Linked DNA regions of Homo sapiens: region 1 is linked to region 2. The links are chromatin contacts, found by Hi-C or POLR2A ChIA-PET in ENCODE. All regions are on one chromosome and are shown on one strand. Each heading gives the region's core, a stretch centred on a gene start or an enhancer-like site at or near the end of the contact. The rest is flanking DNA. Distances are from core to core; before and after follow the strand shown. Region 1 overlaps ITGAE (integrin subunit alpha E). Region 2 overlaps TRPV1 (transient receptor potential cation channel subfamily V member 1).

The links. Hi-C counts contacts between places; a loop is a spot of excess contacts on that map. ChIA-PET counts read pairs that join two places held with the same protein, here RNA polymerase II (POLR2A). Pooled maps may share reads with other maps.
Region 1: a loop to region 2 is called in a pooled map, with 2.5 times the contacts of the local background. The contact joins two enhancer-like sites. A Hi-C loop is called at or near these places in 1 of 50 pooled maps. POLR2A ChIA-PET finds 5 or more read pairs at or near these places in 2 of 52 experiments (B cell and naive thymus-derived CD4-positive, alpha-beta T cell).

Annotation. Positions count from the first base shown.
Region 1 is chr17:3,761,928-3,765,271 of GRCh38, forward strand. ITGAE (integrin subunit alpha E) reads right to left here. Exons shown (of 31, transcript NM_002208.5): 3 at 1,942-2,033; 4 at 1-55. Among named protein-coding and RNA genes, the nearest start is that of ITGAE, 38 kb to the right of the region's middle. RefSeq lists an enhancer at 1,752-1,851. Within about 2 kb of position 1,529, at least 4 of the 41 ENCODE cell types and tissues checked have a DNase peak (open chromatin) inside an H3K27ac peak, as active enhancers do.
Region 2 is chr17:3,602,366-3,605,843 of GRCh38, forward strand. The region is part of intron 2 of TRPV1 (transient receptor potential cation channel subfamily V member 1); the gene reads right to left. Among named protein-coding and RNA genes, the nearest start is that of TRPV1, 5.3 kb to the right of the region's middle. Within about 2 kb of position 1,251, at least 3 of the 41 ENCODE cell types and tissues checked have a DNase peak (open chromatin) inside an H3K27ac peak, as active enhancers do.

The sequences.
Region 1 (3,344 bases), core at 279-2,778, 160 kb after region 2:
TGGCTCCGGACAACGGTCACTCCCCGGTGCCTCCCCTTGGGGATGGGGACATGCTCTGAAAAAGTTAAGCCCAGGTGAGGAGGAGGAGGGGACTCTGGGAGGCAGAGACCCGAAGCCAAGGTCAGAGGGCACAGAGCCACCTTGGTCAGGCCCCCATGAGGAACTGTTGGCCACTCAGAGAAGCCTCTAGAAAGCTAGAGCGGGGGCCTTCAAGGTCAGGACTGGACACGTTCAGGGCCGAGTGCCCATCCCCGGGGCTCATTTGCTGACCCTTTCAACACGTGCCCATTGACGTCTGCTCTGTGCCCAGCCTTGTGAGCGTGGTGATGGGCGTCCAGCAACAGCGGATGCCTGCTGCTTTTCCTCAGTGGGTTTGGTCGGGCAGGTGGGTGGAGAAGCACTGCCTGGTGGGTATGTAAGTGCCAAGGAATGTGCAAGATACCGTGGGACTGGCTGTGTGGACCAAGGAACCCCCCAGCCTCACAGACCCATCCTGGGGAATCTTACTGCCCCCAGCCTCAGGGGCAGAAATGGTAGCTCCTTCCTCGTCCTCCCCACTGTCAGCCTCAGGATACTGTCTTATTTTTCAGTCATGGAATCACTCAGTCAACCCTGCTGGACTGAGATTGAGTCTGTTCAACTCAGTGCCTCTCAGACAAGGATTTTTTTTTTTTTTTTTTTTTTTTTTGAGACAGAGTCTTGCTCTGTCGCCCAGGCTGGAGTGCAGTGGCGCAATCTCGGCTCACTGCAAGCTCCGCCTCCCAGGTTCACGCCATTCTCCTGCCTCAGCCTCCTGAGTAGCTGGGACTACGTGTGCCCGTCACCACACCTGGCTAATTTCTTTTTGTATTTTTAGTAGAGACGGGATTTCACCGTGTTAGCTAGGATGGTCTCGATCTCCTGACCCATGATCGGCCCACCTCAGCCTCCCAAAGTGTTGGGATTACAGGCATGAGCCACCGTGCCTGGCAGGATTTTTTTTTTTTAAACAGTCTTGCTCTGTTGCCCAGGCTGGAGTCCAGTGGTGCAATGTCAGCTCACTGTAACCTCCACCTCCTGGGTTCAAGCGATTCTTCTGCCTCAGCCTCCCAAATAGCTGGGATTGTAGGCATGCACCACCACGCCTGGCTGATTTTTGTATTTTTGGTAGAGATGGGGTTTCATCATATTGGCCAGGCTGGTCTCGAACTCTGGACCTCAAATGATCTACCCGCCTTGGCCTCCCAGTGTGCTAAGATTACAGGCGTGAGCCACGGCGCCCAGCCTCAGACAAGACAAGGATTCTATTTATTTATATATATATAGCCAAGAGGTTGTCAGTAAATCTGTGACCTGAGTTTGACTGGGTAGGATGGATAGAGTTTAATGAGTGAATCAGGTTCATTCATTCATTCATTCATTCATTCATTCAAATGGCATTTATTGAGTACCTAATATATGTCAGGCCCCATGCTAGTTACTAGGGTGGCCACAGTTAGACTGAATATGTAGGGGGTGAATTGCACTGAGGTGTGATGACTTGCATCAGGAAGGGCTAGAGTTTCGAATCAGCCACCAACACTAAAAGTGTGAACTTTGTCATACTGGCAACCAAAAGACCTACATTCTCTGAACTGTAGCTTCCTCTCTTATAAATGGCGCGGTTTTGAGGATGAAAACAGAATGACTCAGAGGACTGCCGGGCACAGGGTGGGCACGCAATACGCTGTAGGTATCATTTCTGTTGCTAGGACTGTGTCAGGAAAGGTGGCTGGGGATTAGGATTGGGTTGGGGTGGGACTGGGCATTGGGATGGAATCTTGCTGTGGGTTATGCTGGAGTCTAGGGGTGAACGGGCTGGATGAGGCAGGGCTGGGGTTGGAATGGTTTGAGTTTAGATGAGGGGGATTTTGCTAGAAAGGGGGTCCTGGGGAGCATTCCCTGGAGTTGGGGCTGACTTACCTACAGGATGGCAAAGGATTTCATCCTGGACAAGGGAACATCGATGGAGGGGCCCTGGTGTCCTCTTGGTTCTGGGGCTGGTGACCAGGAGCCTGAGTGGGAGGGGAGGTTGCAAAGCTGAGCTGGCTGATGTTCCTCGTCTTCTCCCTGCCTGCCCAGCACCCTTCCCATTCCAGTTGCCTGCACTCACAAGCTCCCTGTCTGGCCGGCAGATTCCTAGCCCAGACTCTGGATTATGGGGAAGACATTTGCCCAACCTCTGCTTCTACACAGCACCAGGCAGGAAATGGTTAAATGCAACCCCTCTCTGCCTGCTGCCCACCCTGACAAAGAAGGGGTGATACTGATGGTTAATAAAAACTCTGCTCTCTTATGGGGACAGGGATGGGGAGGCCAGAAAACCACCAGCGTTGGGGTTGGTTCTGTTGGGGGCAGTGCTGGCTTCCTCGTGGGCCACCCAGGGGGCCTGCCCTGCCTGGCCTTAGTTCCTGAGAAGAGTACGCTGGTGCCCCTATCCTGTGGGTCAGTCAGAACTGGAGGTTTGGAGGCCGGGCGCGGCGGCTCACGCCTGTAATCCCAGCACTTTGGGAGGCTGAGGCAGGTGGATCATCTGGGGTCAGGACTTTGAGACCAGCCTGATCAATATGGTGAAACCCCGTGTCTACTAAAAATACAAAAATTAGCCGGGCATGGTGGCGTGTGCCTGTAGTCCCAGCTACTCAGGAGGCTGAGGCAGGAGAATTGCTTGAACCTGGGAGGCAGAGGTTGCAGTGAGCGGAGATCACGCCACTGCACTCCAGCCTGGGGGACAGAGTGTGACTTCGTCTCATAAATAAATAAATAAATAAAAGAACTGGAGGTTTGGGGGTGGCTGCCTCAGCCTGATTAAGGCAGCCTCAAGAGCTGCGCCTCCTGACTGCAAACTTCTTGCCCCCACCCAGGCCCAGTCCAGGGAGACGGCAGATTCCAGGGACAGCCTCAACATTCTCACCATCCACGTTACCCAGGAGAACTGGGCTGTCCTGAGACAGACAGTGAGCTCCGGGGGTTGTCATAGGGGATGGTGGGGAGGGGACGAGGGGCTTGGTGGTTAACAGTGAACCAAGTCCAAGGTCTTTCTGCAGAGGGCAGTAGAAGTCATGGAGGACTTTATAAAGGGGAAGCACATGATTAGCTGTGCTTTCAAAAGCTCATGATGAGGCCGGGCGCGGTGGCTCACGCCTGTAATCCCAGCACTTTGGGAGGCCGAGGCAGGCAGATCACGAGGTCAGGAGATCGAGACCATCCTGGCTAACATGGTGAAACCCCGTCTCTACTAAAAATACAAAAAATTAGCCGGGCGTGGTGGCGGGTGCCTGTAGTCCCAGCTACTCGGGAGCCTGAGGCAGGAGAATGGTGTGAAC
Region 2 (3,478 bases), core at 1-2,500:
TTATCTGAACAGCACCTTCACGGAGTGATTCCACTAAAACTCTCGACATGGTGGCGGGGACAAGACCTCAGGGCTGGCCATCACTGCCATCAGTGTGGTTTTCTGGGTCATCATTTGAAACAGGATGTTCTTGCATTTATGTAATGATGTACCCATTAAAACTCCTTGTGAGTAGAAAAGTTTTAATGACTTCTGGGAGGGAGGGTGGTTTTCTAAGTTCAGGTTTGATGGGAGCGAGAGGCAGCTCAGGAAAGCGTCTGCGGACGCGCCAGCCAGCGGCTGGGCCAAATCTGGAATGGCAGATGCTAAACACCGCCACCGTCGCTAATGGTGACAGTTTTCTCTTAGTGTTACCACTAGGGGGCACATTGACTTAAGCTGAGTTCTTGACATTAAGCTGAGCTCTTGACACTGGCCATCGGAGACAAATTTCTTTTCTTCACTCACCTGGGTTCCTCTCAAGATTCGAGCCCCAGCCGGCCTCAGTGGCTCACGCCCGTAATCCCAGCACTTTGGGAGGCCGAGGCGGGTGGATCGCCTGAGGTCGGGAGTTCGAGACCAGCCTGGCCAACATGGAGAAACCCCGTCTCTACTAAAAATACAAAATTAGCCAGGCGTGGTGGTGCATGCCTGTAATCCCAGCTACTCGGGAGGCTGAGGCAGGAGAATCACTTGAACCCAGGAGGTGGAGGTTGCATGAGCTGAGATCACGCCATTGCACTCCAGCCTGGGCAACAAGAGCAAAACTCCATCTCAAAAAATTAAAATTAAAATTAAAAAAAAAAAGAAAAATACCCTCCTTCCTGCATTTCGTCTCTGTGTTCCTGTCACCGGGTGCCCAAGAGTCTAAAAGACCAGCTTCCGTGGAGGGCAGCGGTCTGCGAGCCGGTCAGCACCCTCCAGAAGTGGCTAGAGCTTGAAGTCTGAGCTGGGGAGGGGTCAGACACCCAGTCAGCACAGAACGCTGGAGCCCCGCTCTGCAGAGCTGTGTTCCAGGGCAGGGACTGGGAACAAGAGGGACGAGGGCCAATGGAGGGTCAGCAGGTGGGTAGAACCTGGACCTTGGATGGAAGAGGCCCGCGTGTGCTAGATGCCGGCTGTATGGACTCCGGCTGGTAGCTGAACCTCTGGGTCTACTTCTTCCTCCACAAAATTACAGCCAAGAACACCTGCCCTACCTGCTTTACGAGGCTTTTCTGGGATTAGTCAGGATAGTGGGTGTGAATGGGCTCTGAGCCTGGTAAAGCTCTAGGCAGGCATGAGAGATGACTGCTCTCATCTTCATTATTTCAGCCTGAGGACCACATCTGCTGACTGCTGAGCTGTATCCGGCCATTAGCTCGAAGTTATGACTAATTGTTTTTTAATGAAAAAAACAAGGTTTGCTTAATGTTTGATGAGTCACGCAAGTGAGCATCTCTGTATCAGGACTCTCCCACTTTCAAAGACTTGGCCTGTCCATCTACCTGTGGCTGAGGGGAGAGGCCAGGTGAGACCCTCTCTCCTGAGGGCCCACCATGTGCTATACAAATCCCCTAGCAGAGCAGTAGGGTCAACAGGGTGGTCTCTGCGCTCAAGAAGCCCACGATGGACAGGAAAGGAAGATGTGCACAGGCTCTCTCTTGACACTAGGCAGGGCAGGGCACCCTGTAACAGGCACAGGCCAGGGGCTCTGGGGCCAACAGACCATGCCAACAACAAATGTTGAGCCGGGTCTTGGCCTCCCCTGCAGTTGTAATCAGATGGCGTATGTGTCACCAGGGAGGCCCTTTGCAGAGGGCAGATGCCATTTGGGCTGGGCCTTGGACAAGGAGAAGGATTCTGCCCCACAAGGAGGACATTCCAAACATGGGCCTTGGCATGAGCTAAGGTGCAGGAGGACAGGGCTGAGGACACCTAGGCACCTGCTCTCAAAGAGCTTTCAGTCCACTTCAGAAGAAGAGAAAAATAGGCCAGGCGTGGTGGCTCATGCCTGTAATCCCAGCACTTTGGGAGGCTGAGGCGGGCGGATCACCTGAGGTCAGGAGTTTGAGACCAGCCTGGCCAACATGGTGAAACCCCGTCTCTATTAAAAATACAAAAATTAGCTGGGTGTGGTGGCAGGCACCTGTAATCCCAGCTACTCAGGAGGCTGAGGCAGGAGAACTGCTTAAACCCAGGAGGCGGAGGTTGCAGTGAGCCAAGATCGCACCACTGCACTCTAGCCTGGGCAACAGAGGAAGACTCTCAAAAAGTCTCAAAAAAAAAAAAAGAAAAAGAAAAAGAAAAAAAGAAGAAGAAGAGAAAAGTAGAGAACATGAAAGCCACATACACATGATGTGGACGGGGTCAAGGCCCAGAGGCAGGCAGTGTGTGGCGGGAGGAAAAGCAGCGGCTGGTGGGCTGGAGTCCCCTACCCTGCCCTGAACTGGGTCTGGCCCACCATCTCTCCAGGCTGTTTTACAGCCTCCTGTCTCCCAGAACACCCTTCCTCCAATCCAGCGTCCACACTGTCAGCTACACTCCCAAGGCCCCAGTCCTCCAAACCCCACTGTCTACAGGAGACAGTCCAATCCCCTCAGGCGGGCATGCAAGACCCTTCACAGTCTGCCCAACACGTCCAGCCACAACTCCTATAAACATCCTTCCATTCACACTATGACCAAGTTACACCAATTTGTCACACTCTGGACATGACGATCACTTTAATGTAAACACATTTACCTAGCCTGACCCCACTGCCTAGTTGCTAAAGAGAGTGGGTTCGCTCTGGGGTTTGAATCCTAGCACTGTGATCTCAGGTAAGTTACTTAACTTTTTTGTTTATCTATCTCTCCATGTGTGAAATGGGGATAACACTACCCACCTTCTAGATTAAATGAGGCCTGGCATGGTGCCTCATGCCTATAATCCCAGCACTTTCCGAGGCCGAGGTGGGTGGATCACTTGAGGCCAGAAGTTCAAGACCAGCCTAGGCAACATGGCAAAACCCCGTCTCTACTAAAAGTACAAAAAATTAGCCAGGTGAGGTGGTGTACACCTGTAATCCCAGCTACTCGCGAGGCTGAGGCATGAGAATTGCTGGAACCCGGGAGGCTGAGGTTGTAGTAAGCTGAGATCGCACCACTGCACTCCAGCCTGGGTAACAGAGTGAGACTCCATTTAAAAAAAAAAAAAGATTCAATGAATTCAAACAAGTAGAGTTTAGATCAGATCCCAGTACACAGCAGGTACTCAAAAAGAAATGTTAACTGTCGTTAGTAACCATGGATGGAAACCCTTGGAGGTTTAGCTCAATGTGACTTGTGTAAAGAATGAATTTCTCCTCCCTCTGGGCATAGAGGTGCTGTCATTGTCTGTGTCTTTTTCTTTTCCTAGGGTCTGTTTATGTAACCAACTGTTGGTATTTTTCCATTGCCTCGTGATGGAAATTCAACGGGGGGCAGTCTCTGAGAGAACACCCAGCTACTACTGGGCGCTCAGAAAATGTGGCTGCCTG